7 separate regions of the Mus musculus genome follow, and regions 1, 2, 3, 4, 6 and 7 are each linked to region 5. The links are chromatin loops, found by intact Hi-C in ENCODE. Cell type or tissue: left cerebral cortex. All regions are shown on one strand. Region 1 overlaps Gucy2g (guanylate cyclase 2g). Region 2 has its middle 23 kb from the start of Gm41867. Region 3 has its middle 14 kb from the start of Gm41867. Region 4 overlaps Gm41865 (a long non-coding RNA gene). Region 5 holds the start of Adra2a (adrenergic receptor, alpha 2a). Region 6 has its middle 47 kb from the start of Gm41866. Region 7 overlaps Gm31301 (a long non-coding RNA gene).

Evidence for each region. Hi-C counts contacts between places; a loop is a spot of excess contacts. Peaks named below come from ENCODE experiments on the same cell type or tissue, not always from the same donor. Only the 100,000 strongest peaks of a DNase experiment are listed, where the experiment ranks them.
Region 1: it touches region 5 in a loop (7-fold over the local background); 17 of 42 quality-filtered maps call a loop at or near these places.
Region 2: a loop joins it to region 5, with 3 times the contacts of the local background. A loop is called at or near these places in 4 of 42 quality-filtered maps.
Region 3: a loop joins it to region 5, with 2.2 times the contacts of the local background. A loop is called at or near these places in 4 of 42 quality-filtered maps.
Region 4: a loop joins it to region 5, with 3 times the contacts of the local background. A loop is called at or near these places in 5 of 42 quality-filtered maps.
Region 6: a loop joins it to region 5, with 2.1 times the contacts of the local background. A loop is called at or near these places in 20 of 42 quality-filtered maps.
Region 7: a loop joins it to region 5, with 9 times the contacts of the local background. A loop is called at or near these places in 13 of 42 quality-filtered maps.

Annotation. Positions count from the first base shown.
Region 1 is chr19:55,204,670-55,208,669 of GRCm38, reverse strand. Gucy2g (guanylate cyclase 2g) reads left to right here. Exons shown (of 21, transcript NM_001081076.3): 16 at 667-807; 17 at 2,326-2,518. Among named protein-coding and RNA genes, the nearest start is that of Mir6715, 14 kb to the right of the region's middle. In left cerebral cortex, a CTCF peak has its summit at 1,710 (motif pointing right); a DNase peak (open chromatin) is centred at 1,712.
Region 2 is chr19:54,781,894-54,785,893 of GRCm38, reverse strand. No RefSeq gene overlaps it. Among named protein-coding and RNA genes, the nearest start is that of Gm41867, 23 kb to the right of the region's middle. In left cerebral cortex, CTCF peaks have their summits at 1,955 (motif pointing right) and 2,847; no DNase peak of the experiment used is centred here.
Region 3 is chr19:54,772,901-54,776,900 of GRCm38, reverse strand. No RefSeq gene overlaps it. Among named protein-coding and RNA genes, the nearest start is that of Gm41867, 14 kb to the right of the region's middle. In left cerebral cortex, no CTCF peak of the experiment used is centred here; no DNase peak of the experiment used is centred here.
Region 4 is chr19:54,172,622-54,176,621 of GRCm38, reverse strand. It overlaps Gm41865 (a long non-coding RNA gene), which reads right to left. Exons shown (of 3, transcript XR_877925.1): 2 at 3,797-3,863; 3 at 1,505-1,658. Among named protein-coding and RNA genes, the nearest start is that of Gm41865, 20 kb to the right of the region's middle. In left cerebral cortex, no CTCF peak of the experiment used is centred here; DNase peaks (open chromatin) are centred at 1,762, 2,028 and 2,289; H3K27ac peaks cover 1,722 bases.
Region 5 is chr19:54,042,159-54,046,158 of GRCm38, reverse strand. It overlaps Adra2a (adrenergic receptor, alpha 2a), which reads right to left and starts at 900. Exons shown (of 1, transcript NM_007417.5): 1 at 1-900. In left cerebral cortex, a CTCF peak has its summit at 1,587 (motif pointing left); DNase peaks (open chromatin) are centred at 567, 973, 1,105, 1,517 and 1 more place; H3K4me3 peaks cover 1,682 bases; H3K27ac peaks cover 1,569 bases.
Region 6 is chr19:54,246,293-54,250,292 of GRCm38, reverse strand. It overlaps the pseudogene Gm52412. Among named protein-coding and RNA genes, the nearest start is that of Gm41866, 47 kb to the right of the region's middle. In left cerebral cortex, a CTCF peak has its summit at 1,551 (motif pointing right); DNase peaks (open chromatin) are centred at 1,599 and 1,788.
Region 7 is chr19:54,532,211-54,536,210 of GRCm38, reverse strand. The region is part of intron 1 of Gm31301 (a long non-coding RNA gene); the gene reads right to left. Among named protein-coding and RNA genes, the nearest start is that of Gm31301, 68 kb to the right of the region's middle. In left cerebral cortex, a CTCF peak has its summit at 2,154 (motif pointing right); a DNase peak (open chromatin) is centred at 2,149.

The DNA.
Region 1 (4,000 bases), 1.2 Mb before region 5:
TTTTTATATTATCTTAATGTACATGAAATATCGGTACTAATGGTATAAAAATATAATGTTTCAATATATGTATACTTTGCCAACTAACATAATGTATCTTGGATTGGTAGATATGTCCTTGACTTTTTACTCAGACAATATGATCCCAACATTAAGACAAACGTATTTCCTACCTGAGTCTTAGTCTTCTCATCTAAAAGGTGAGCAGCATAAGCAACTTCATGGGGGGCATTTCTGGAATGCAGTCCCGCAGATCCATGCTGGGCAGTCTGAGAAATGTCCCAGTTTGCAGTCTGTACCTTTTGGCTTCGTTGTGACCATGGCAAGGAGCATGCTGGGAAGTGAAGACGAGTCATCCAAGTCCACTGTTGAATGTCTGCTGGCCGCCAGACTCACCCCTAGGCAGTTTATACACGTTCGCGCCCAGAAATCCTAAGAAAACCGCACACAAGGTACATTTTTCAGAGGAGTAAACTGAGGCCCAGAGGAACCAAGGGCGCCGCTTCAGCTCAGGGCCGGGGACTCGCTACTGCCACGGGCAGTCCTCAGTAGCACACCCTAACTAAGGCAAGAAATGTCTCTGTGGGATAGGTATTTAGGAGTTGTGTGTTCACTGTGGTCCGATGGTTCCTGGGAGAGCACGCTAACACGTGCGTTCTTTTAAAGCCACGTGAGCATCCTGGATAGCATGATGGGGAAGCTGGAAACGTACGCCAATCACCTGGAGGAAGTGGTAGAGGAGCGGACCCGCGAGTTGGTGGCAGAGAAAAGAAAGGTGGAGAAACTCCTGTCTACCATGTTGCCAAGGTATTTAGGAGCAGTGTTGGGCAGGCCAAAAACAACCCGAGGATGATAAGCTGCCCTGTCTTAGTGTCTCTGAGCAGGAAAAATATTTCTGTTGTGTGTAATAATTAAAAAATAAGCAATCCTTGCTATCGCCTGCTACTCTCCGGCTCCATTCCCGCGGTTCATTCCCGCAGTTTGCACAGTTTTCTGTCATCCAACCACTGTGGCTAGCTGTCATAAATCCCTGTAACCCAGTAAAACTCTAGAGGCTTGTAATTTATCAGTCAGATTTATATCAGTAAATTCTCAACCCACGAAATGCCCACACAATGAACTGAGAGCCAACCTAGACTGGACAAATTGTCCTGTATATTAATCCATCTTTCCTATGACATTCATAGCTACCTGTGATCTTCTCTGTTCTTCTGTCCCTCTCTGTCTCATCTCTAAAACTCTCAGCCCGCCTTCTTTTCCCACTGCCCAATCAGAGGCTTCTAGCCTTATCTTTGCCTGCCCTCACCCGCATATCAATAGCAATGCACATTGTAACCCGCGATAATGTGCAATGGGTTTATATAAAAAAAATTAACGCAACATATTTCCATTGTTCTTTTTCTAAGAGGATATCAAGCTTTGTAAAAGGGGGCCAAGCAGGGAGAGAAGGGGGGGGGGAGGGGGAGAGAGATGGAGGGAGGGACTGAGGAAGGGATATATATATATATATATATATATATATATATACATACATATATATGCATATGCGTACGTATGTATGTATATGTATGTATGTGTGTATGTACGTATGTATGTGCAAAAGTTGGCAAGTCGATTCACCTTATTAATGAAAACACAGGCAAACAAACCACAGAAAATTCAAGTGTGGTTTATGTGGAAAGTGGTGAATGCAGTAACAGGATATAGCCACTAGATGGCAGGCTAGCTTCATGTCTCCTTTGTCTAGCTCAGAATGTGCCTGTGGCATCAACTAAAAAAAAAAAAAAAAAAAGCTTCAACGTTGTTTCTCTTTCCACCTATGCATCCTCTGACCTCCAGATGGAAGCATTTACTTTTGAAATGTTTGTGCATTTGCATGTCACCAGAAGAGTGGAAGAGGGGAATATTTATTTATTTTCTTTATTTTGAGATAGGGTCTCAATATGTAACCATGGCTGCCCTGGAGCTGACTGTGTTGACAAGTTTGTCTTTGAACTCACAGAGATCCACCTGCCTCTGTCTCCTGAGTGCTGAGATTAATGGCCCATACCTTTCTAGAGCAGTAGTTCTCAACCTATGGGCTGTGACCTGTCCCCGATTTCCACCCTTTCCTGCGGATTACAGCCACCACTTAAAAATCTCTGTAGAGAAAACACCAAGTGAATAAATGCGTGTCATTAAGTCCCTCTATATGGCAAATTTAATAAGTAAAAACCTAGCTCACCAAAGCCGAAGGGGCTGCAGAGGGTCGGCTCTGCCAAGAGCCTTGGAAGCGGAAACAAGCATGAGTTTGTTAAGACCCATCTACCCTTTCTCTGATTTCAGCTTCGTGGGAGAACAGCTAATAGCCGGAAAGTCTGTAGAACCGGAACACTTTGAGTCTGTCACCATCTTCTTCTCTGACATCGTGGGGTTCACAAAGCTGTGTTCCCTCAGCTCCCCCCTGCAAGTGGTGAAGCTCCTCAACGACCTGTACAGCTTGTTTGACCACACGATACAGAGCCATGATGTATACAAGGTGAGCCGAGGTGCCCTGGGCTGTGATGCACAGACTCCCCATCTGCTGTCTCCAGGCTGAGGACAGACCACCTCTCAGCTCGTCTCAATCCATGGCAGAACCCCGATGCTTGATTTCTGTCCATCTTCTCCGGAAGGGTCTTGATTAGCCACAAATGTGCACGCTTGTCCGGAGTCACTGGGTGGCGGCTGCAGATGACTCAGTCAGTAAAGTGATTGCCTCGCAAACTGAAAGACTTGAATTTGATCATCAGAATCCATGTAGGAATAAGCAGGGCTTCGTGGTGCTAAATTCTCAGCCCCACGGAGGCAGAGTGAGGCAGAGTGCTGGGATCTGACGGCCAAGCATCTTCATTCACAGGCCAGTGAGAGAGTCTGCCTCAAACACCAAGGTGCACAGTGGCTAAGGAATGACAACTGAGGTTTCCTCTGTCCTCCACACTCGCACTGCATTGCTATGAATATCCGTTCTTTGCCCATTATTTTAATCTCTCTCTCTCTCTCTCTCTCTCTCTCTCTCTCTCTCTCTGGTTTTTTTCGAGACAGGGTTTCTCTGTGTAGCCCTGGCTGTCCTGGAACTCACTCTGTAGACCAGGCTGGCCTCGAATTTAGAAATCCACCTGCCTCTGCCTCCCAAATGCTGGGATTAAAGGCGTTCGCCACCACGCCCAGCCCATTATTTTAATCTCGCAGAAAAGATGTTTGAAAGGAGGCAGTGGCCAGTACTGAGTGTATGTCTTTCAGATCCTGGGAAGCTCAAAGCTGCTACCTTTAGATTTGTGGATCTCATTTTTGTTGGTATGATCCAGGCTAAGTGGGAGATAGCAGATATGGCCTGTACAGTGTTACACAAAGGGGCCATATAGACATGGTCCCCCAGAGTGAGAAGGAGATGGAAGAGTGTAGGGTTATGTGTCCCATGTCTGCTCTGCCACAGGGCTCAGCTGCTCGGGGAGGCAGGATGCAGGAAGTTAGACCACCCTTACCCACCACTGTCACTGGGTGGGTGCTAGGCCATTGGGAAGCCCCAGGACACTGCTCCAGGGTTTGGGGGTGGGGAAGCTCAGTCTGGGGGTCCCAGGCCTGCAATGAGGCCAGGGGCCGTTTGGTTCTCAGGCTCTTGGACACCTAGGCACTGTTGGGAGCTGCAGAAGAGCTGAGAGTGGAGTGGGCTGGATCTAGCCCAGGGCTTGGGGGAGGGGGAAAGAGGGAGGAGTGGTCCCATGGTGGGAGTTCTTGGCTTGATGGCAGCAGCAGGCTTGAGCTTGCCTTGGTTGTGGCTGGGAACATAGAGAGGCCTTCTATGGAAGATTAGATGGTGGGTCTATAGGTGAAAGCTTTCTCCATGGCTCCCCACAGTAGATCCTGATGAAAAGAGGTAGTCCATGATTTTGAGACATTTATTGTCATGGTGGAAAGTGGATGAGTAAGACTGTGTCCCCCCCTCCCTTCTCAGGGTGGGCCTGATGTTAAATACCTTTGG
Region 2 (4,000 bases), 740 kb before region 5:
GGCTTTTACTGTAGTATATACAATGTTTTTACTCCTATAGAAGCTAATCCTTCAACTGCAAAAATAGAGACTTTTGATGTTTTCCTGCCAACATTCTTCAACATGTATCACATTACTATGTGATTAGAGAGTATTATGCTCGAATGTTTGATTTTTAAAAAGTTGTGGTGGAAGTTGCTGATTTGAGTGTCATAATAAAATAAACCACTTTTGAATTTTGGCTTGGTATTAGAAAAGAATTTTCTGTCATTTCTGAAATGGCCCAATCATTTTTCTGCCATTTTGTACTACATATTTATATGAAGAAGTGTTCTCAACACTGATGATTATAAAATCAAAACATTGATCAACTCTGAAAGATGTTGAAGATGTCTTGCATCATATGCCATCAAATATTCAGCCAGTACTTCATTCTTTATGTAAAACTAAACATGCTTATCCATTTCATTAGTATGGAAGAATTGCTTCGTCTTCCAAAATTGGTAAGATTGTATGAATAGAGAGAATTATTTTAGAAATAAATTTCTTTATGATCAAATTTCACATAAATGTTTTTGATTTATATATCAATGTTACGTTTTATATGTCTGGATTATGTGAAAGTTTCTAGGGTGAAAATGTGTTGTGCCTGTTATATTGCATTGATAAACAGATGGACATTTTTGTTATACTTATTGTATTCTACTGATACATAGAATGAAGTTTTATCTTTACCTTTTCCTAAGGCTTCAGAGATTGGCTCCCTTTAATGGACATGATATTTATTAAAATAAAGTTGACAGAGAAGGGCATTTGGTGATATTGCTTAAAGCAGAAGAGAAGAAAGCAGAAACTGTGATAGGCAGAATACAAGCCTCAAAGACATCCAGGTCCCAATCTTTGCAATGGGAATAAATTAGACCGTATGAAGAAGAGACGCTGAGGCTGAAGAGAGATTAGGGTTGCCCACAAGCTGGTATTTAGATGAGGGTATTCAGTGATCTCATTTTGGGTGAGAGTCCTTTACAGGGAAAGAGGGGAGCACAGAGAAACCGTGAGAGATCATAGAAAGCAGCAGAGGAGGCATGGGAAGAAAAGAGAGGATTCAGGAGTGGTTGAAGAAGGTGGCTGCTCTTTAGTAGCAAGGAACAGCCATCATTGACCACAAACACTGAAGCTTCAGTCCCAGCTCTGTTAAGGATCACACAAATGAGTTGAGTATAGGAGAGAAATGGCTCCTAGGAAAACAAAATTGGAACCCTAAGCGCCGACAGCTTGGGATCTATTCTTCTGAACTGAATTGGCATTCATGAGCAGCTAATTATAAGGTATTTAGCTTGGGTCTTATGTATGTTATTCTGTTCAAGTCTTACAGTAACTTCCTCAGGTGAGTATTATTATCCTTATGTCGCAAATTAGTAGAAAAGGGCTCTAAGACACGGGATACTTGTCTGAGTTCACACAGCTCAATGAGTTCTTCAGACTCAAGCCTGTAGCTGTGTCATTCAAACACTCAACCTTCCTTCTAGGTCAGGCTCTTGTGCCCCAAATGGAGCATAGTGCAATGAAGTGTGGACACCATGGAATGGATGCCTGGAGAGGAGCCATGGCAACGAGACTCAAAGGGAAAAGATCCTGATGGGATGTGGTTATTGGTATGGATGAGAAGGGAAGGAAACAGGTGTTTTTTTTTAAAGCAATAATGATGCTCTATGCACTGGTGAACAATAGAGACACAAGAAGACAGGCTAACCACTGCAGTAAGGTCTGGGGCCCATTTCACGTTGTCATAGGCTCTACAGTGTCACCATAGTTGTACTGGAGCCTTCTAGGAGCCAAGCATCTCAAGATGTTGGTGGTTACCAATAACAGTAACCAGTTCTTGCAATACCTTTGATTATTATTGTTTGTTTTGAATCATGTGTATGTGAACATGTCTGCTTGCACATGTGCATTCGAGTGCAGAAACTCATGCACTCCAGGAGAGGGCACTAGATCCCCCTAAAGCAAAAGCTGTGGACACTTGTGAGCTATCTAGTGTAGGTGCTGGGAATTGAACTCTGATTATCTATAAGAGCAGTATAAGCTTCTAAGAGCTGAGCTATGTCTCCAGTCCCACCTTTGATTATTTTTAAACAGTTTACTCACCCCCACCACTGCTTATCTGATGCCTGCTATACAGATGAGGGTCATCTCTCTCAAATATTCGGTTATAGGTAGCTCCTATTAAAGACTGAATACTTTGTGATAGACCCAAATTTGAGAATATGCACTTCTTTTTTCTCTTCAGCAGACAAATGTAGCTAAGGTTTTCTAGTTCCTTACCAATAAGTGAAGGAAGAAAATTACTTCAATTTGAAAACATACTTCAGTATCAAAGGCTGCCATTTATCCATTCTTATTTCAGTTGAAGTGATTAATATTCAAGTTGGCACTATATGAAGGATTAAGCTAACTGTGTATTCTCCAGCTATTTATGCTAATTGTAGTCTCATTTGTATTGAAAGATTCATAAAAGTATCAAGAGACACTTTATATTGAATTAAAACTATTACACTGGGTGTTTCAAGCCTCAGAAAAGAACAATTATTAAAATATATTACTCAATTAAACAAAGGGATTTGTATCTATCGCCAGAAGTTGGACTTACAGGCAAAACTGTTAGCGGTTCAAATGGGTACATTAAATCTCACCTCCGTGGCATCCTGTGTTTATGTGAAGCTGGACAAGGGCCATATAGGAGATAAACTGTCAGCAAGGGTGGAGAAAATTCCAGCTTGTTCTGACTCTGTATCCATTGTGGTTTGAACATCAACTCTCCTCCAAAGGTTCCCAAGTTTGAGCACTTGACCCCCAGTTGGTGGTGCTGTTTTATAAGGCTGTAGAACCTTGATGAGGTAGAGCCCTCGGGGAAGAATAGGGCAACTGCACCTGGTCTTGTTTGTTAGCCTGGCCCTCACACCCTGTAGGTTCTGATTCTAGACTGTGGATACGATGTGACCAGCGCGTGAGTGTTTGTGGTCTTGCTTTTCTTTCCAATAAGATCTGTACTCCTCCACGGACTATAAACCTAAATAAATCCTTCCTACCTAAGTTGCCTGATGTCAGATAGTTGGTCATAACAGTGAGAGTAGAAACTGATACAGTTCCCTGCAGAGAAAACCAGGCTGGTCTGGATGTTGCCTCCTGGAGATTGCATGTCTTCCTCCACTAGTCAGGACCCTCCAAGCCACATCTATTCAAATAAAAGCCATGTGTTATTTGCTTTGAGAAGAAAATGGCCCACCAAAGGAGAGACTCAGGAAGGAAGAGCTGAGGGAAAAGGTGACAGCTGACATCAGCTCTCCTTGACACAAACATCCTCTCCTCTAAAAGGCATGAGCCAATAGCGTCCCGTCTCCGAGCACTCAGCTCAGTCTTTGGCTTAGGCCTCTGCCAAACCATTCACTGGTGTGGCAGATCCTGCATTCACCTGAGTTCCTAGTTTTGCTGAAAAGTTCTTGGGATAAAGCATCTAGCAAGTCCAAAGTCAACTGGCAAGTCCAGAGCTCCTTGGCATGGAGCTATGGCCTCTTCTTTCTGAGTGTATTAGATGTAAGCTGCCTGCTGCTTTTCTGATTTCTGGCTAGGGCTTTGCAGAGAAAACCTTACATAAGAATGGAAAATAGCTGGGAGGAAGGAAAAATAGATTGCATTATTTTCAAAACCTCTAAGCAAAAGTTTTGTTTGCTGTCTAAATAAAGCAGCCTGCTCTATGGCACCTGGAAACTTGGCATTTAGGACGCAAGATATAAAAGCCAACAGCAACTGCCTGGGGAGACTCTCGAGTCTGAGGCATGGATGGTCCTCAAGCCAAAGTGTCTGGCATGTTGTAGTAGATCCTCAATAAATACGGAACAAAACCTGGGTATTAACACAGTCTCTAGAAGAATTCACCATTGGCCAGGGTGGGGTTTGCTTTAGTATTTGGCAGATGTATCTGAAAAGCCTTCAACATGAGAACATAGGAGAACTTGGTGGG
Region 3 (4,000 bases), 730 kb before region 5:
CAAAATATCTCTAAACCCAAACTCTAAGTTGAATTCTCATCCTCATAAAATAAGATTTTTTAATTTTTAATAGTATGTGTGTGGGTGTATGTGTGTAGGTATGTGCACATGAGGGTGGGTGTCTGTGGAGGCCAGGAGAGGGCCTTGGAGCCACTGGAGCTGGAGAACCAACCTGTGTTCACTAGAACAGCAAGTAGTCTTCATTGCTGTGCTGCCTCTAAAACAGAAAAAGTGACAAATAAACTCACTGTGAGGAAAGGGCTTATATAAGAAAAACAAGAAGCGATGGGTAACTGAAGTGGAAATTAATATCAATGAGCAGGACATGAATATTTTACAAATCAGATTATTTTTAGGTGGCAAAGGAAGTGCTGAGTTCACACTATGAGGACTGTTACAAAACACTATAGAGTCATTTCTTCTGTTCAACTTGCATGTTTAACCTGCTACAGGAGCCTTGGACCATAGGACATGACTGGGCACATACTGCTGATTTGTATCTCATGGTCCATTAAGTGAATACCATTGGGTTTTCTTCTAGAAGTGCAGAAACATTTTAATAGCGAGACCTGAGGAACCAGGGCGGCCACAGGTGAGGATTCATTTTAGGTGTCAATTTGACTAGGTTAAAAGGTACCCAGAGAATTGATAAAGATAATGTTTTGGTGTGTCTAGGAGGGTGTTGCCAGGAGAGGCTGACATTAAATACACAGGCAAGATAAAGAAAGTCTGCCTTCGCCAATATGGAAGTGTGTCACCTCCGCAGTTGAGGGCACTATAACACAAAGAACCATAGAAAAGCAAGTTTGTTCTTTTTTGGAGGGACATCAACCTTCTCATGCCCTTAGATATCAGAGATTCAGGGCCCTGGACTTCAAATGCTAAGACATCACCAGCTGATCTCTGATTCTTGGGCTTTCTACCCTGGACTTAGTGCTACCGAGTCCACCTCCCTGGCTCTGACCTGAGAGCGCTTGTGTCCCTAGATTCATGCTGGAAGACACCACAGATTTCATCATAAGTTCCTGATACAGCTTTCTAATATTCTTTTGGGAAAACCTTGGCTGATGCACACATTAATAGTTGTGAGAAGAAAAATGATTTAATAAAACATGTAGTTGAGAATAAATGTCCCTTAAACATGAGGATTAATGGGTAAACTAGGACCCACTTGCCCTTGCACTTGGAAAGCCATTTGTTTTGAGCCTATAGCTCCCACTATGTTGGAATAGTAAGAAGGTACCTTTGATGTCATATCTATCTAAAGGGTGGAGGAGAAAAATATTTGTGGAGATAATTAATGAAAGACTATTCAAAAACAAAACAATAGAAAAATGAATCATGCAATTAAAAATGGACAAAATATCTGAACAAACACCTCATCTGAGATAATATATGACCCTTTGATGAGCAGAATAAAAGATATTCACCATCATATATCACTAGAGAAGTGGAAATTAATACTCCTCTTAGAATGGCTGTGATCCAAAGCACTGACAATGTAGGAAAGAATGTGGGAGTCAGAAACTGCCACTCAGTTTTTCCTGGAATCCAAAATAGTACACTCATTTTGGAAGATACTTTCACAGTATCTTATTTTTTGAAAAACACAATTTACCTATATAATCCACCAATTCATGTCATGGTTTGAAGATGCTAGCCCAGGGAGTGGCACTGTTTGGAGGTGTGGCCTTGTTGGAACAGGTGTGTCACTGTGGGCGTGGACTTTAAGACCCTCATCCTAACTACCTGGAAGTCAGTATTCTGCTAGCAGCCATCAGATGAAGACATAGAACTCTCAGTTCCTTCTGTAGCATGCTTGCCTCTATGCAGCCATGTTCCTGCCTTGATGATAATAGACTGAACTTCAGAGCCTGTAAACCAGGTCCAGTTAAATATTGTCCTTATAAGAGTAGCTAAGGTCATGGAGACTGTTCACAACAGTAAAACCACATCCCCAATATCTACTGAAATGAGTTAAAAATTTATTTCTAGAAAACCTACACAAATGATTCAAGATTTTACTCACAATCACTCAGACTTAGAATCAATCAACTGGTGAATAAACAACCTTGTTTTATTCATTTTGGAATATTACTTGGCAATCAAAAGAATGGAGCTAACAAGCTAGGAAAAGACACGCAGAGGCCTGAAGGCAAACTTCAGGGACAGAAGCTGCTATGTCCTGGATGATTCCAAAAACATGGCATTCTGAAAAGGCAGAACTCTGGATCCTAAGATGAGGACTGAGGGTTCAATAGGAGGCTCAGAAGAGCCCAGAGGGCAAGAAGACTATTCTGCAATGTATTGTAGTTTTGGTAGCCTAGCACATATTTTTGAATACTTGCAAAATTGAAAAGCAGTGAGAGCTCGTGTAGAACTTGGACCTTGGTTGATGATATGGCTAGGCTGTCTTGGTTCTCTGATTCTTCCACATGCGTAATACTGACTCAGGAAGCAGGGGTCTGAGGGGAGAGAAATGATGCACGCAGACATTATTTTTACTTTCTATTCAGCTTTGCGATGAACCTCAAACAGCTCTTTAAAAAAAGTCCCCTCTTTCAGACACAATCAAAATTGATATATAGAATTCCACTACTATAGAAAGAGAAATTCAAAAGTCAACATAGCATGAAGAGGATTGCCAATTGTCCTTTGGAAATAATGAAAGAAAATGATTTTAGAAAGCATGTAGGTGCAAATGCCAGTTGGTTATAGAATAATTGTGTAGAAATCTCTTTACTGTATAAAATCATCATGTTAAAGAATTCATGTACCATGGTCACTAAAATAAGAAGCATCTATAAGTATCTTAATCAAACACACACACACACACACACACACACACACACACACACACACAGAGACACACACAGAACAATCAGACACCCTTACTTCATATGAAGGACAACATTTAAAAGTGAAAAGACAAAAATATTTTTAAATGAAAGTAATATTTACTAGATGAAAAGTTTCAAAATTTGAAGATCACTAGTAATTTAAATTTAATAAGTATCAAAATAAATTCCACAAGGATTTGTCACTGTTGAGATGGGATCTCAGTGTGAAGCCTTGGCTGCCCTTGAACTCCCAGAGATCATTTTGCTTCTGACTCTCTAGTGCAGGGATTAATGCCGTGTGCCACCATATTCAGGATAGTGGGGTCTTTTGGTCATGTGGAAAAAGGAAAGGAATGGAAAGGAAAGCAATGGAATGGAAAGGAAAACAATGCAATGGAAAGGGAAGAGAAGAGAAGGAATAGAAAGGGAAGAGGAGGGAAGGAAAGGGGAGATAGGGAAGGGGAGGGGAGGGAAGGGAAGGGAAGGGAAAAGCAAAGGAAGAGAAGGAAAAGAAAGGAATAGAAGGTAAAGGAAAAGGAAAGGAAGGAGAGGGGAGGGAAAAGGAAGGGACAGAAAGGGGAGTAGAGGGAAGGGAAGGAAAGGGAAAAAGAAAGGAAGGGAAGGGAAAAGCAAGAGAAGGGAAAAGGAGGGGAAAGAAAAGGGAAGGGAAAAGGAAGGGAAGTAGAGGAAAGGGAAGGGAAGGGGAAAGAAAGGAAGGGAAGGGGAAAGAAAGGAAGGGAACGGGAAAGGAAGGAAGGGAAGGGGAAAGGAAGGAAGGGAAGGGGAAAGGAAGAGAAGAGAAAGGAGAAGGAAGGGAAGGGAACAGGAGGGAAGGGAAAGGGATGGAAATGAAGGGAAGGGAAGGGAAAAGGAAGGGAAGGGAAGGGAAAAGGAAGGGAAGGGAACAGGAGGGAAGGGGGAAGGAAAGGGAAAAGGAAGGGAAGAGAAAGGAGAAGGAAGGGAAGGGGAAAGGGGGGCATGGATAGTTATAAGGTAGAGTAGGTCTTACTCTACAAGATACTGAAAAATGATTTATCAAGTAAGTATATGTTAGACAGACCCAAAATGGCTTTTGATGCACCGTACTGCAGTCCTACAAATTTGATGACTATCCAAGTCTGGTCCTGCAAGAGATGTTTAGGTATCCAGTTAGCCATTTG
Region 4 (4,000 bases), 130 kb before region 5:
TGAACAGAGAGCTCACCACAACTTCCTGAGAAGAGCAGAAGTGAAGAGCAGCGCATTTCAGTGATTTTCCCCATTTCCTTTCCTGAAGTCCCCCAGACTGCAAGGTCCCTGAGAGGACTCTGAGGAGTGAGCATCAGGCCTCTGCTGAGAATTCCTCATCAACACCATCTCATAAATGTGCCAGAAAGAGAACTCAGTGTGGCACCGGGACAGAGCTGACACACATTCTGGAGCGAAGAGGAAGAAGGGGCTCTGCCATTGGTAGAAACAAAGCAAGAGCCACATCAAGGCTTTAATCAAATGTCCAGCCTTCAAAACTGTTGAAGCCCTAAGCCAGTCTCATCAGATTCCTCTAGTACGAGGAACCACAAAGAAGAGACTGAAGCACTCTTTTCCCAGGATCCTTTGCAGAAGCCCCAAACCACTAACTCGGAATACAGAGTGGCCTTCTCTCAAACCGGACTAGGTTCTGAGACACCTATTGTAAACATGGTCATGCTTTACCACTCTCCTCCCATACCCCCCTATCCCCCATCCCACCCCACCCCCGCATTTCATCTGTCCTATCAAAGAACCCAAACAGATAAATCAAGCCTGAGACTATTTCACAGCAAAAGGGGCTATTGCTACTACAGGAAACAGAAACTCTGGAGCTGTCCTTGGTGCTAGGTCGGCAGCTGCTGTAGCCCAGGCACTCGGGAGTTCTCACAATATTCTGACTATGCTTCTGCCATATCTCAGTATTATTGCTCTTCCAGGCTGATGATCCCCGTTGATGCCTTTAACTACATCCACTGTCAACCCCGGGATTCCTTGTGTCCCTTCACACAGCCTCCATGAACTAAACTCCGCCTCTTGATTACAATCTCCTACCCACAAACCAGCCTGCTTCTACCTCAAATCACTGAACACAATGTAAGCAGGCCACTGGAGGACTTAAAATACGGAGGGAAGGCTAACAGCACTTTTGCCTCTTAAAAAGAAACTGCTGTCCCCAGTACAAGGAATGTAGGGGATGATAAAATAGGCTAAAAGGGACAGTTAAAGATGAAATGGTAGCCTCAAGGAGCATTTAGGCCCTAGAATAAGCAAGATGTGAATACAGAAAATGAAATTTATGTGAAGAAGAAAGAAGCAGATGTCTAAATAGGCCTGGATTTTTTTCTGGATAAACAATATGTAAGATGTTACTGTTGAATATTAAGCTAGGTACACCAGACCATCAACCAGTGTTAAGAGGAAGTACATCAAATTTAATTGTGAATGTATAGAATTCAGGTAATTTGTCATCCAATATAGGCAGTGATCAAGGGCATGTGGTCATAGTCCAGCTAAAAGGGGATCTAGGGAAAGAATTTCAAATGAGCCCAGTACTTGATGCATTGGAACATGTATCATCAAAGCCATTGATGATTAATAGGAAAATATGAAATACACCCAGAAGACTATGTGTCAGGAAAAGCCCAGAGGAGAAAATATTTTTCTAAGGAGAGACCCATGGTGTCAAATGACCATGCAAGAATGGACTTAGAATGTGTCTAAACAGCATAATGACCGGAAGACCTCAGGCATCCTCTCCCCAGCCAGCTTTTCACTCCATGGATCAGGTGATGGAGAAGCGATTTGAGGTGATCGAAGAGAGCCTGGAAGGTGAGGAGCTGGAAGAGAGAAGAGATACAATCTTTTCACAAGTTGGCTGCGAAAAGGAAGAAAAAGCCAGAGGAGTGGGCCGGGGACACTGTGGAGAGTTTTATTTTTGTTGTGAGGATAGAAATACTCAAATATATTTAGAGACTGAGTGCATTGAGCCAGTCGAGAAGATGTTAAAGATGAGAAAGGAGATAACTGGCAAGCAGAAACCTTCAGGAGGCTGGAATCTGGGGTACAAGGAGCTCTTTCCTCCAGAGAGGGCCACAGAGGTCAGAACACTGAACGTGCCTTTGTGGAGTGAGGAGTTAGGAGGCGCATGCCAAAGCTGCCTTAGATGCCAACGATAGCACGCCCTGGCAGCGCCACTTCACCATCCAAAATAACAAGATTTGTTCCATCAAGAAAACTGGAACGTATCAGTGGGTGTTAGGAGGAAGCAGGTTTTTGTTCAAGAAAGGAAGAAGTTTTTTTTACAGCTTCTGGAGTTGTCCAGAAACCAAAGGCTGCTGTTGAGAGACCTGTCGGGGGCAGCATTCAAGGAGAGAACACTGTTAGAACCTTCCCAGCCATATGGACAACTCTTGCCTGGCCTAGAGGTGACTAGAGAGCCCCTCAGTGGCAGCCAGCCCACTATAGACTCTTTGTCACCCAGCACTCCCAGATCTGTGCCTCTCACACTCCCACCAGCGTGCCTTCCAGCATGCCTCCAACACACATCCAATTTCTCCTCTGAGATATGGTTTGTTCCATGTTTTTCTTTCTTTCTTTTCCCATGCTTCTTGCACTGCTGTGCAAACACCTTCATGGAGCTGTCTCAGGCTGCTCTAGATTCTTATAATCCTCATTTTCCCATTTTCTAACCCAAAGCACAGCTTAGACGTGGAACGTACAGCTTCTCATTTGCTACGGATGCAAGTTGCCTTTACTTCAGGTATCTCCGAGTAGATTGACCAGCCTGCACCAGCAACAATGCTTTCTTCTTCTCTTTTCCTTTCCCTACCCAAGGTCTGTGTCATTGGTTACTGAGCCTAAGAATGTAGGTATTCCCAAAGTACATTTGCCATGCTTTCTCTCACAGAATGTTCCAGGCTGGTAGAGATGGGGAGTGCCCTTTTCAGAAAAACCAAGAGCCATCTCATGCCGTTGGCTTTCCTCAATTATCTCTAACCAGATTACCCTCCTACAGAACACAGAATCCTCCAAGGAGGCCCAGATGGATACATGCTGGCCCCAGGTATTTGGTTAATTGTTTTCATCCTCTTCCTTCTCAAGTAAGGAATTATCTCTTCAAAGCAGTACAGTCCTGGAAAAATGTTAGTGGTGACTCACGCAGGAGTAGGGTTGGGGACTAGCAAGGAATGGGGAGGGGAAAGAGAGAGCACACACACTACTTATGGAGCCTCTGAATGAAGAGCATCGGCCAATTTAGACAATTATACAGCTAAAACAATTAAATAACTTCACAATGGTAGGAGGATGTGTAAACAAAACCCATAACACTACTCTGTAGGCCAAGAGAAAAGCATGCTCGGCCACTGGGGTGGACAGCCTTGCTTCTGTCTGCAGAGCACCCTCCATCAGCAGCAGCAGCAGCAGCAGCAGCAGCATCAACCCCTCTTTTCATGTGAAATGCATTTGCAGTAGGAATCAGCTCTAGTCGAGCTAGGCATAGAATATGCTACTCCTCAGCCTGACTTCTTGAGTCCAAGAAGGGAATAACAGCAAGCTGGGCATACGTTTCTTTATCCCTCAGTGTGACTGAATCCAGGAAAATATTGGCACCCAACACAGCAGATCCTAATTTCACCTGAGAACTAAGACAGAAATAGGATACGGTAAGTAGTCAGTCTTTCTTCCTTTTGGATTATGAACTTGGCCATGCTGGCTTGGTTCTGCCAGAGGCCATATTTTCTTTCAAATGGGTAAGATGTGCCTGAGAACAAAGGCAGCATGTAAGAGAGGCAGAGCCAAGAGATAGAGAAAGCAGAGCCTTGATGAATCATCACTTGCGCTCTGGGTCTACCATTCCTGAAACCTTTAAACTCAACACTCACAAAAGACAACAGCCTTCCCCCTTCATTCTCAAATTAGAGCGTGGTGCTCCCAGTGTTTTGATTTCTCTTGTTTATGTGAAGGAGAGTCTTACCTAATGGAGCCGCTGAGCCAGGGAGCTGATGTTCATTGGGAGTGGATGCCAGACATTGGAGACAGATCTGTGAACCAGAATTATCACACTTCCTGAAACATCAATTCAGTAGGACATTCAGCCTCCTGAGTAATAAAAACAGCTGACCAAATTACTGAAGCAGAAGAAACCATGGGAGAGGGAGTCCAAAAGGAATAGTAGACA
Region 5 (4,000 bases):
CGTGGGTCCTCCTCTTCCTCCGGTGCGGGGTTCGTCCCGCCGCGCCTCACATAAGGAAGAGGGCCGCAGGGAGCTCGGGCCCAAGCTGGGGACCGCTAGTGGTCCATGGACTGGAGCCCGCGAACTGGCACCGGTTCGTCCTTCCGACGCTCCGGGTGGGTGCTTTCTCTCTCCCAGCTCCTCAAACACAGCCAAGTTTTATTTCTAAGCGGCAGGATCGAGTAGGGCCAGCTGGTGGTTAGAGATTTTATTCTTCAAGAAAAGAGAAAAGAAATTATCGGTGGCCTGATGATTTGGAAAGATGTCAGAAATTTATACAAATGCATTTAGCTAGTCATCTATACCTTGATTCTTAAGCTGAGCGAAAGCATGAAGTCTTACCCCAAGAGGCAGCGGAGGGGTGTTGGTGTGGGCTCGGAGTCCTAGGTCTGTCTTCTTATACCCTCGAAGAGATTTCCAACTCCGTCGCTACCCTCCAGGCGGGGTGGCGAGGGCTGGGCCGGACCTCCGGCGAAGGCGCGGACTCTGCCTCCTCTAGGAGCCCCACGGGACTTCCAAAGTTGTGCGCTCTGCTGGGGCTGGGACTCTGTACACAGAGCTCGGGGGCGGCGGCGGTGGGGTGAAGGGTGTGGGGGCCGCATGAAGCCGCACCCCCACCACCACCACCTCGGTCCTCAGGGCCAAGCTAGGTGAGCGACCGGCTCTCCAGGAGCCGCGGCGGAGCCAAGGGTGGCTGCTAGCCGCGATCTGGGTGGGCGCTGAGCGCCACAGACCCGGCGGGGGTCGGAGGGCCGCGTGAGTTTTCGCAGGACCGCAGGACTTGGAGCTGGAGGCGCTGGGTGGCTGGGCGGTGTGCGCCGGCTGCTGGGCGTCTGCACGGAAGCGGGAGCCGAGGCTGCTCCGCCGCTCTACGCTGGACTGGTTTTATAGCCCCAGGATGAAGCCGGCGTTGCCGAGCAGCCGGCGTCAGCCCCCACGTGGGAAGTCGACCCTCCTCCGCCCCTCGCGCCTCCCCTCCTTAGGTCTAGAGCCCGCACCCGAGTCGGACCCGGGAGAGCGCTGCCTCTGGGACCCGGCTTTTGGAAAGACGGGTACAGGGAGCGAGGGGCAATAAGAGAGAGCCTAAGGAGTGGGGAGCGGCCCCTGCTGGGAGTTGGCCGTTCGGCTACTAGCTGGCCCAGGAGACAGTAGCAGGCGCCCAGCGGTACACCGATCTAGCTGGGTTTTAGCAGAAGAGGGTGCCAGGGTGCTGGGACCCGAATTAGGAGATGCAGAGTGGCATAAGAGTCGCTGGCGAGCAGCCCCGCCCCAGGTCAAGCGCAGGTGCTTCTGGTGACTGGGATGAAAGGGATCCCGGAGAGGTAAGCGTGTGCGGGTTCCTAAGGAACCACTGGAGCGGAATGGACCAGCATCCACGAGAGCAGACCAGGCCGGAGTTATCCATACTTAGGGAAGAGAAGGCCTCCTATCCTAGCAGCTGCCGGGACTCTCAAGGCCTGGACTCTGCACTGCGCCCCTTTGAAAGGCGGTGGGGAAGGGTCCTGGAGGGGTAGGCCCTGAGCCATGACAGAACGAGAGCGCACTGACACCTGCTGGCCGCTGGTCGTCACGGCTGGAAAGCGACTTAAGGGCTCCAGGCTCCTCTGGAGTCCTTTCCTCCATTTTTCTCCTATCTTGGGGGCAAGTTTGGACTAAGCTGGGGCGGCGGGGGTGGGGGGGGGGGAGGGGACACGGACAGATTTCAAACTGCACTATGTCATGATGCAGAAATCTTCAGGTTGTATAGATCTACCTCTGATGAGAGTAAGGCTCGGAACCTTCTACAGATGTGAGAGTCCTGGATCTTCCTCTCTGCTTGCCTGGCTTTAAACTACTGGGAACCGTTAAGCATTAGTTGAGGCACAGCTACTTTATGAAGAGCGCCATGACATTATAGGTAGATGTAAGCCTTACGCTGTTTTAATCAGTACCTACTGTGTGCACGAATTAAAGTATTACACTGAACTCCACAAATGTATAGGATTATTATGTGTTTGTCAAAAAGGGGTTTCTGATTATGGAAATAGAAAAGTTAACTATCCTGACTTGGTCATTACATACTGTGTGTAATATTGAATTAACATACAGTATCTTACACATCTGTACAATTAAACGTGAAAGAAAAACATCTTATTAGACTCTATCCCCACTTACATGGCCTTTTCTCCTACACCCCCAATACACAGATAAGTACACACATCTGCACAGCATCTGTCGGTGAGGGCAGGGTGCTAGCCAAGAAAGAAAGGGTGTTTTCTATGTTCTCTCTCTGGTGAGAAAGGTAGGAGCTTGGCAGTAGATGGCAAGGTTTCTAAGCACTCAGGCAGGAGTATCTGTCGCACCAGATACACTGTGCCATCCGAACTCTTTCTTCAGACGAGCAGCAGGAAGATCACGGAGAACCAGAGAGCACAGAATGTCAACAGGGTACACACGAGACCTAAGAAAGCATCTGTCATACTTCAGAGATCACTACACCTAAATGTCACACTCAGTCATCCAAGCCAGGGTCCAAGGTCCGAGCAGATCTGAGCCGATGTCTCCCTGGACATCAACGTGCAGGCTCGGGTCTGGCTGAGGACCGCGGGCTACATGAATGACCCTGACCATCAGTCTCAACCCCGACTACTCGCTCAGTATTTGATGGTGCGAGTGAGTACATCTCAGATGTCTCATTTGAATTCAGCACCTTTACCCTGCAACCCTTCCCTGGTGGACAGCCTCTGCTCCCACGCATCATGGTAAGAAGTCCTCAGAGTCTCAAGAAAACCAAGATGGCTGTCTGTCCCCTCTCTGTTGAGACTCTTATTCCCTGTCTTAACCCTCTGCTCCGAGCCTCTTGGCAGGAGCAGGGCCATTGCCAGTGTGTTCATTTGCAAAGGTGACTGAAAGTGGTGAGCAGGGACTGAATTATGTGAAGATTTTTGAAAAGCCAATGAAAGCTACGAAGAATGAGCTCAAGTTGAGAACTGCAGCCCTGAATCTCAGATATGCAGTTTTAGAATGGTACCACTGACCTCACGGGAGCTGAGGCAGAGCATACATTGGATGTTGTCATTGATGGCCTGAGGGAGATTTGCCTCTGGACTTACCCATGAAGGTCTATAGCTATTAGGAAAAAAATAAATAGCAAAATACCACTTCTTAGCACTGAACATAGGTCAGCCACAGTGCTAAGCAGTTTATAAGCTATACATTACTTTGTCTAAGCTTTTGCTTATATAATTGGGGAAATATAAGGTCAGCAAGGTTAAGTATACATTGCCAGCCATTTATTGGACCATGTTTCTTGAATGTAAGCCCAAGAAATTTTCCACCACCCCCCAGCAACTGGGAGGCTCTGTCTTCTGGACACTGGCAAAGGCCCATCCAGAGACTAAAGACAGATGTAGCTCAGAGCAGAGTGCCTACCCAGCATGGACAAAGCCTTGGCTTCAGTCCTCATTACCACTGCATAGGCTGAGCAGGACCATACACGGGAAATACAGGCATGGCGGTCACAAGTCATCCTGTTACATAACGACTTTGATCCTTTTGGGAGGAAGAAAGGGTGCTGGGAAGAGCCCCTCTATCCCACTTTCTCCTCCAACTGTGACTAATACAGCAGAGCACATAACGAGGTACGACGTGTACCTCGATCGGCTTCTGCTACAGCACTCTATGGGAGACTGAACATTTTTCATGCTCTCTCTCTGCTATAGAGCATGAAGAGATGAGAACCCCTTCCTCTCCTGGGTATCAGTATTAGCTTGAATAAATTGCTCTTCAGGCCTACCCACTCACATATGCTGGGCTCATCTTTTAATCCTTGAGCATCCCTGAAGAGGGATGCTTACAAATCACATTTCTCAAGGCAGAGATGTCTAGTTTTCATGAGGCCCTGGGCTCTACCTGCAACGTCACAAAATATTTCTGGGTCAGACTCCTTGAGAATACCAGTTTACTAGTATTAGAGTGGGGT
Region 6 (4,000 bases), 200 kb before region 5:
ATGTGACAAGCAGCTCACCATCTTTGTTGCATGGAAATGTCGTAGACTTTCCAGCTTACAGCATTTTTATTGTTTGTTTTTTGGTTTGGTTTTGTAGTTCGGCCAAAGGTTTTAAGACATAAGTCACCATAAAAATATTATTTCAAGGCTTAAGCCTTCCAGATATAAAAACATATCAATTGGGACAAATCTTTCCACTTCATCTATATAATGAAGAGTAACATTAGACTTCATCTCATCATCACTTCTCGGCCTTTTGGCTAAGATCAAGTGTAGACTTTGCCCAGTAAAAACACAAGAAAATTTCAATAACCAGTTGTAACTAGAGTAGTCAGAACAGTGCTTGGCACATAGTAAACTCTCAGTTGTTCTGCAGAAACAAATCAGCTTCTGAAACAAACACCCATGACTAATGAAGCCATTGGTCCTACACTCCAAAGGACCCACAGCGCTGTGGGCTGTTATCTCGTAGGCAGGCTGACTAACGCTGTTGGCCACAGCCTTGCATCCACTCAACAAGCACAAAAAGTAGATTAGCAAGGTCTGGTGGAGGTGGATGTAAGGACTCACCCCCATGAGTAAGGAGGGACCTGCTGGGCAAGTTTCCCTTTGACAAGCATCTATTCATTTCTTCCATTGACCACTGCTATGCTTTGAAACCAAAACGACCCCACAGACGCATGCTTTCAATGACTGCTCCCATCTGGTAGCACTATTTGGGGAGGCTCTGGATTCTGCAAATGCAGACTAGCTGGTAGAATTGGGTCATTGGGGATGGGCATTGAAGGCTTTAGCCCACAACCATGACACTACTCTCCCTGGCCACACAAGTGGAGTGTGCCCCCTGCCTCATACTGTCTCTGCTATGATGAACAGAAATTGCTCCAAAAGAACGGTGAGCCAAAACATATCTTCCTTCTAAGTGGAATATTTGAGGTATTATGGCCACAGTAATACAGAATTAACTAATAAATAAAATTGTTGTTAGAAGAGGGTCATCATTGCTCTGATTAGACATGATAGTGTGGTTTTTCTGTCTTTGGAACTGGCCCATGAGAAGAACTTCAAAGAAATTGGAAGTGTGGCTCCTATCAAAAGCCCCACTCACTGATGCTGTGGGGAATGAAGGCCAGGTGCTGATCGAAGTGCAAATAAAGCAGACCATGCTGATAAGGATTAGAGATTAACCAAAGGCCAGCCGTGTTACAGACAACAAAGAATTTCTCGATGGCCTACACATTGCCTGAAAGTTTGAGCAAGGTTGGATGAATTAAAAAGCAAACAAATTAATTAATTTGGTGAAGGACTTTAAAGACGGCAGAGCATTTAACCTTTGACATGATTATTGCTGGTTGGGTCCAGCTGGGTTTAAAGTGAGACCCAGAGAACTTGAAAACTGTGTGTGGGCAAAAAAGGAACATGAATACATTTAAAACCTCGTAGGAAACAAGGTTGCAGACAAATTGGCTGACATGGTTACTTGTTTTTATTTTGAGCCAGTGCCTGCTTGTTTGTGAACCACGTGCATTCCCAATGCCTGCAGAGACCAGAAGAGGGCGTCTGAATTGGGTCTGACCCAGGCCCCTGGAGCTGGAGATTCCGGCTGTAGTGAGCTAGCTGCAGGGTGCAGGTGTTGGGAACTGAACCTGGTTCCTCTTGCAAGAGCAGCAAGTGTTCTTAACTACTGAGCCACCTCTTCCACCCTTGGCCATCACCGTTAAAGAGATTAATGCCATTAAAAAGAAGTTGCATATTTTCATTTCCTTGCTACTGTGAAGACAGCTGCAATAAACATGGATGTGTAAGTGTCTCTGCAGGGGAATGTGGAGTTTTTTGAGACTATGCCCGGGAGTGACATAACTAAGTCACATGGTAGATCTATTTTTAGTGTCTAAGAATTGAAACTTCTGTTTTATTGCAGTTGATAGGAATTTTATCAGAAATTTTTAAAATAATGCTGTAGAAGTAACTGGAAGCACCAAACCTATATGTATATATGTATATAAAATTCATATATCCAAACTAAACATTCTCCTACATCCCTAATTATTTAGAAAGCATAAAGCACTCAAATTATTAAAGCACCTATATATTCATAAATTTGCACATTAAAAAAAAAACTTTGAGGTTGTTAGTAATCACCAGTATAAAACCTTCTCAGGGAAATGTTTGCTACCAAGGCAAAATAATTTACTGTGACTGGTGTTTGTGTCTCAAGCTGCTGAAGGGAGTAGTAGTTGGCAGGTTTTAAACAATTATTCTTTGAAAATTTCACACATGCATACAACGGATTGCAGTAAATCCATTATTCTTCTCCACCCCAGGTCCCCACAGACCCTACCTCCCAGCCTTGTCTTTTCTGAAATAAAAAAAGAAAAAGACAGAATTTCAACATGGAAAAAATATGAAACTAGATCTTTATCTCTTGTTCTATACAATCTCAACTCCAAATGGATCAAGGACCTCAACATAGCCCTGAAACTGCTAGGCAAAATTATAGGAAATGCATCCAAATTACAGACACTGATAAGGACTTCCATGATAGAGCCCTAGTCAGAGAAAGAACGAAACCAGCATTTGACAAATGGGGTCTTGTGGAACTAAAATCTCCTGTACAGAAAAAGAAACCATCAAACCAGTGAGGCGGTAACCCACAGAATCAGAGAATATCTTTGCCATCTATTCATCTGACAGAAAAATCACATCTATCTATAATATATAGATACACTCCCTGTGGTTGTTTGAATATGCTTACCCTCTCCCCACCTCCCTAACCCCCCAGGAGTGGCACTATTAGAAGGTGTAGCCTTGTTAGAGTAGGTGTGGACTTTTTGGAGATAGTGTCACTGCAGGAGTGGGCTTTGGGAGAGCTTCTTCCTAGCTGCCGGAGGATGCCCTTCTTCTCCTGTTTCCCTCGGGAACAAGATGTAGAACTCTCAGCTCCTTCTCCAGTGCCATGGCTGCCTGGATGCTGCCATGTTCCCACCTTTATGATAATGGACTGAACCTCAGAACCTATAAGTTAGCCCCAGTTAAATGTTGTCCTTTATAAGAGCTGCCTTGGTCATAGTGTCTCTTCACAGCAATGGAAACCCTAAGACTTCCCTCAAACTAATCATTAAGCAAGTAAACAAATCATTTAAAAATGCACTAGACAAAATAAAACAACAACAAAAATACCCTACCTTACTGGCCTTTTGTGTGTGTATTAAATAAAACTTTTTTAAAACCACTGTATTATTGCACTGGCCTAGCTAATTTAATAACAATTGCCTAGTTATGATCAGTTAGCTCAACAAAACTCATGTGGTCATTTTGGTTCAGTGAACTGGGAAGAGCACTAACATTTAACAGGTCTAGTTACATTTGTGTGTATTTTCTGGAAAGTCTGTTTAACCCATTAAGTTTGAGGCTCGCAACTTAGAGGCAATTTAGACACCCCTTTAGGCTTAAATGCCATTTCTGATTTTAACTGCTCACTATATGCTCTGTGTTGGAACAAGTACCAGGACATGGTTTTCTTTCCTTGAATGGTGATTAAATTAAATAATCAGCTATCTTTGGAAACATACAGGTTGATTAAAGAAGAGAAAGTAAAAAATAAATATAAGATAAAAAGTGGGCTAGGAAGAAACAGAAAATTCTCCAAAGAAAGAAAGAAAGGAAGAAAGAAAGAAAGAAAGAAAGAAAGAAAGAAAGAAAGAAAGAAAGAACGAACGAACAAGGAAGGAAGGAAGGAAGGAAGGAAGGAAGGAAGGAAGGAAGGAAGGAAGGAAGGAAGGGGAAGGGAGGGGAGGGGAGGGGAAGGGAAAGGGAAGGGAAAGGGAAGGGAAAGGGGAAGGGGAAGGGGAAGGGAAAGGGAAAGGGGAAGGGGAAGGGGAAGGGGAAGAGGAAGGGGAGGGGGAGGGGAAGGGGAAGGGGAAGGGGAAGGGAAGGGGAGGGGGAGGGGAAGGGGAAGGGGAAGGGAAGGGGAAGGGAAGGGGAAAGGGAAAGGGAAAGG
Region 7 (4,000 bases), 490 kb before region 5:
ACATCACTTAAAATTTTCTATCACTGTTCATCCCTGAGATGTTTTCAGGGCAGGAACTCAAGGCAAGAGTCTGGAGGAAGGAGCTGAAGCGGAGGCTGTGGGGGAGTGCTGATTACTGGCTTGCTCTCCATGGTGTGCTCAGTCTTATTTCTTATACAATCTAGGACTACCTGGCCAGGAGCAGCAACACCTACAGTGGACCCTCCCACATCAATTATCAATAAAAAAAATGCCCCACAGGTTTCCATACAGGTCCATGTGATGAGGGAATTTTCTCAGTTAAGATTTCCTCTTTCTTGACTCAAGCTTGTGTCAAACTGACAGAAATGTAATCTATAGACAGTAGAAAGACAAAAACACCCAATACCTGCTTAAAGACCCTTACTGAAGATTATCTGTCCCTAATCTTGTCTTTGCCAGCTAGACTTGAGTCACTGTGTCTTCTTTCAGGACCTTGTATGCACTGAACCTCATCCCATCTAACATTCCATAACTTGCCCTGCGTCAGGCAATTCTATATCCCTTGCAAACATCTTTTACTTAGAGGCCTCTGAGGTCTCTCTCTTGCTCTGATTCCTCCTTGTTCATCTTGGTTGTACTTCTCTTCATTCTTCAAGTCCCAGAGCAAACGTCACTTCCCCTGTCCTTCCTGACATTTCTATCTTCCCTTTCATTTCCTACAGCTCTATTAGAGACTAGATAAGTCATTCTATACATAGATGTGTAGATACTGGTTGTCCTGAGCTGTGCCTTTGCATCTTTATGGAGAAAATCCTATCAAAGTGGCACTTTGATAGCTGTTTCATATGGAAGTGGGCACTCCAAAGCACCTCAATTATGAGTTACTTCCATTTATCCAGCAATGCTTCTCAGTTGATTCCCATGCTCCCCAGGAAAATTCCTGACAAAACCAACTCAATAAAGGAGGCATTTATTCTGCTGTATAGCTTAGGGCACAGTCCATCATAGCTGGGAAGGTAGGAGGTGAAGCAGCTGGTCACACTGCATCCACAGGCAAGGAGCAGAGTAATGAATGCTTGTGCCTAGCTCATTGTCTCCTTTATATTCAGTCTGGGACTCCAGCCCATGGAATGGAACCACCCACACTAAGGGTAGAGGTCTTCCTACCTCAATTAACTTCATCTAAATAATCCCTCACAGATATGGCCAGAGATTTGTTGTCATGGTGCTTGTAACTCACATCAACTTGAACACCAAGGTCAACCACCACATGAACTAAACAATCTATTTGCATCAACCTTATAAACCTGGTATTTTAGTATTTATAATTTTTCTACTTTACAAATAAAGGATATAAGACTCAGGGAATTGTGCAATTTATCCAGAATTACGCAGATTCTAAGTGCCAAGGCTTGAATTTGAATGTGGGTTGTCTTGATTCCAACGTCGAGTAAAATAACGCTGGCCTAAAACCACATCCCTAGATGGGTGGCTGTTGAGACACCAAGCACTTCCCCAGTCTGACCTGCCCCATCCTACTCCACAAGCAGTCAGTCCTTTTTTCTGGACATGGAATTTTCCAAAGCAATATATTAAATATGGAAGAAGCTATGGCCCTAGTTTTTAAGCACTTTTATCACTGATGTTGTAATTGATTGATTCAACATCTGCTGATTCACTCATGCTTGTGAGAGCTCTGTCCTAAATTAAAATAAATGAAGTGAATAGTTCTCTATGCACCAAAAGTTCATAATAAAGTTGATTAGAGTTTCAACTGTATCTGTCAGAGATGGTGAGATGGCTCAGTTAGTAAGAACGGTTGCTACTCAAGCACAAACAGCTGACATTAACCCCAGCACCCTTCTGTAAAGGTGGGTATGTCTGTGTATCATGTGTAACTCCAGTGATGGTGGGGGAAGAGACAAGAAGACTTCTAGGGCTTGCTGGCCAGATAGTCATGCTAAAACAGTAAGCCTCGAATTGAGTGAGGGACCTTTTCTCAAAGGAATACAGTGACATATAGGTGTAAACAGTATACATATGCTACACACACACACACACACACACACACACACACACACACACACACATGCACACCTTATTACTGCCATCATAGACTATGTTTATTTTCTTATATAAAGAAGACAGTTTGTCTTGCTTGCAGTAGGTGGCACTAGACTTCCCCTCCTGGCTATGGATGGAATGGATATGAGTTCTTCTGTCACTAAGTGGCTGATGCAAAGGACTCATAGCAGTACTTACACAGCTTCCTAAGAGCCATGCCACTCAGGATGAGGTAGAGGTTTTGTGAAAATTGGATCCAACATTTCCAAAGTCCTAGAACAAAGTCAAGGAGATCAAATACTGGACTTAGCTGCACAGCAAGAAATGCAATCAGATCCAAGTTCGGCAGGCTTCAAAGCCCACCTTCACAGTCACCAATCTTTTGGCAATGAATTACATAGAGCTGAGGGTTGCTGGGGTAGAGGTGAGCATGGACATTCAGATGTACCAGGAGGTAGCAGGAAGAAGACTTCCTCATGCTCAGAATCCAGGGCACAGAGGTAGGGTATGCTGGGAAATGCTTTACTCTTATAGTGAGTGCAACTAAATGCCTTGATTAGGAACAATAACTACTCATTCAACCAACATTTTATAAATCCTTTACAATGACTCAAATAATCTACAAGCTGAGAAGGACACACAAAGGCATGCATAGTATGGTGCCTCTCTCCCAGAATTTCAACAGCTACTAATAAAGAATCTAATACTGTTGAATAAGCCCCTACTGACTGAATACCTACTGCAAGATGGAGACCACTGGGCTTCATGGGAAGCTTTTCTTCTCCAGTAGAACTCGCGGCCTCATGCAGAATACTAACACAAATACATACTGACACAGCACCAGTGTGAGAAATGCTGGGGCAGCTAAATAACAAGTTTCATGGAAAACTGTAACAAGAAGGTCCAGGGGAACTCTGCTACTTATCTGGATGCTCACAACATAAAAGCTGGTATTCCATCTACAAGCATATATTTATTAATAATGCATAATCATTCTTAATAGAATTAATAATTGATAAATATTAATTAACAAGGGTATCTGTAATGTTTGGGTGGTATCAGAATTTGTAAAATTCCTATATATTCCCTACACTTGTGATTCAAATAATCCAAAAATGTATAACTTGCTTAGTCAAGTTCAACGTGAAGAAAATATATGCTTATAGATTAAAAAACACAGAAAATAGTTCCAAGAGATCATACATATATACATGACATAGATACACACACACACACACATCCACACACAGAGAGAGAGAGAGAGAGAGAGAGAGAGAGAGAGAGAGAGAGAGATGGTCCATCCTTTCATCACAGCTCCAAATTTTGTCTCTGTAACTCCTTCTATGGGTGTTTTGTTCCCATTTCTAAGAAAGGATGGACCATCTAGTGATTGCCATATGCAGGGATCCATCCCATAATCAGCTTCCAAATGCTGACACCATTGCATACACTAGCAAGATTTCGCTGAAAGGACCCAGATATAGCTCTCTCTTGTGAGACTATGCCGGGGCCTAGCAAACACAGAAATGGATGATCACAGTCAGCTATTGGATGGGTCACACGGCCCCCAATGGAGGAGCTAGAGAAATTACCCAAGGAGCTAAAGGGAACTGCAACCCTATAGGTGGAACAACAATATGAACTAACCAGTACCCGGGAGCTCTTGTCTTTAGCTGCATATGTATCAAAAGATGGCCTAGTCGGCCATCACTGGAAAGAGAGGCCCATTGGACTTGCAAACTTTATATGCCCCAGTACAGGGGAACGCCAGGGCCAAAAAGGGGGAGTGGGTGGGTAGGGGAGTGGGGGTGGGTGGGTATGGGGGACCTTTGGGATAGCATTGAAAATGTAAACGAGGAAAATACCTAATTAAAAAAGAGAGAGAGAGAGAGAGGATCCCTTGGAACTGGAGTCACAGATGGTTATAAGCCACCATGTGAGTACTGGGAACTGAACCTGGGTCCTCTGGAAGAAT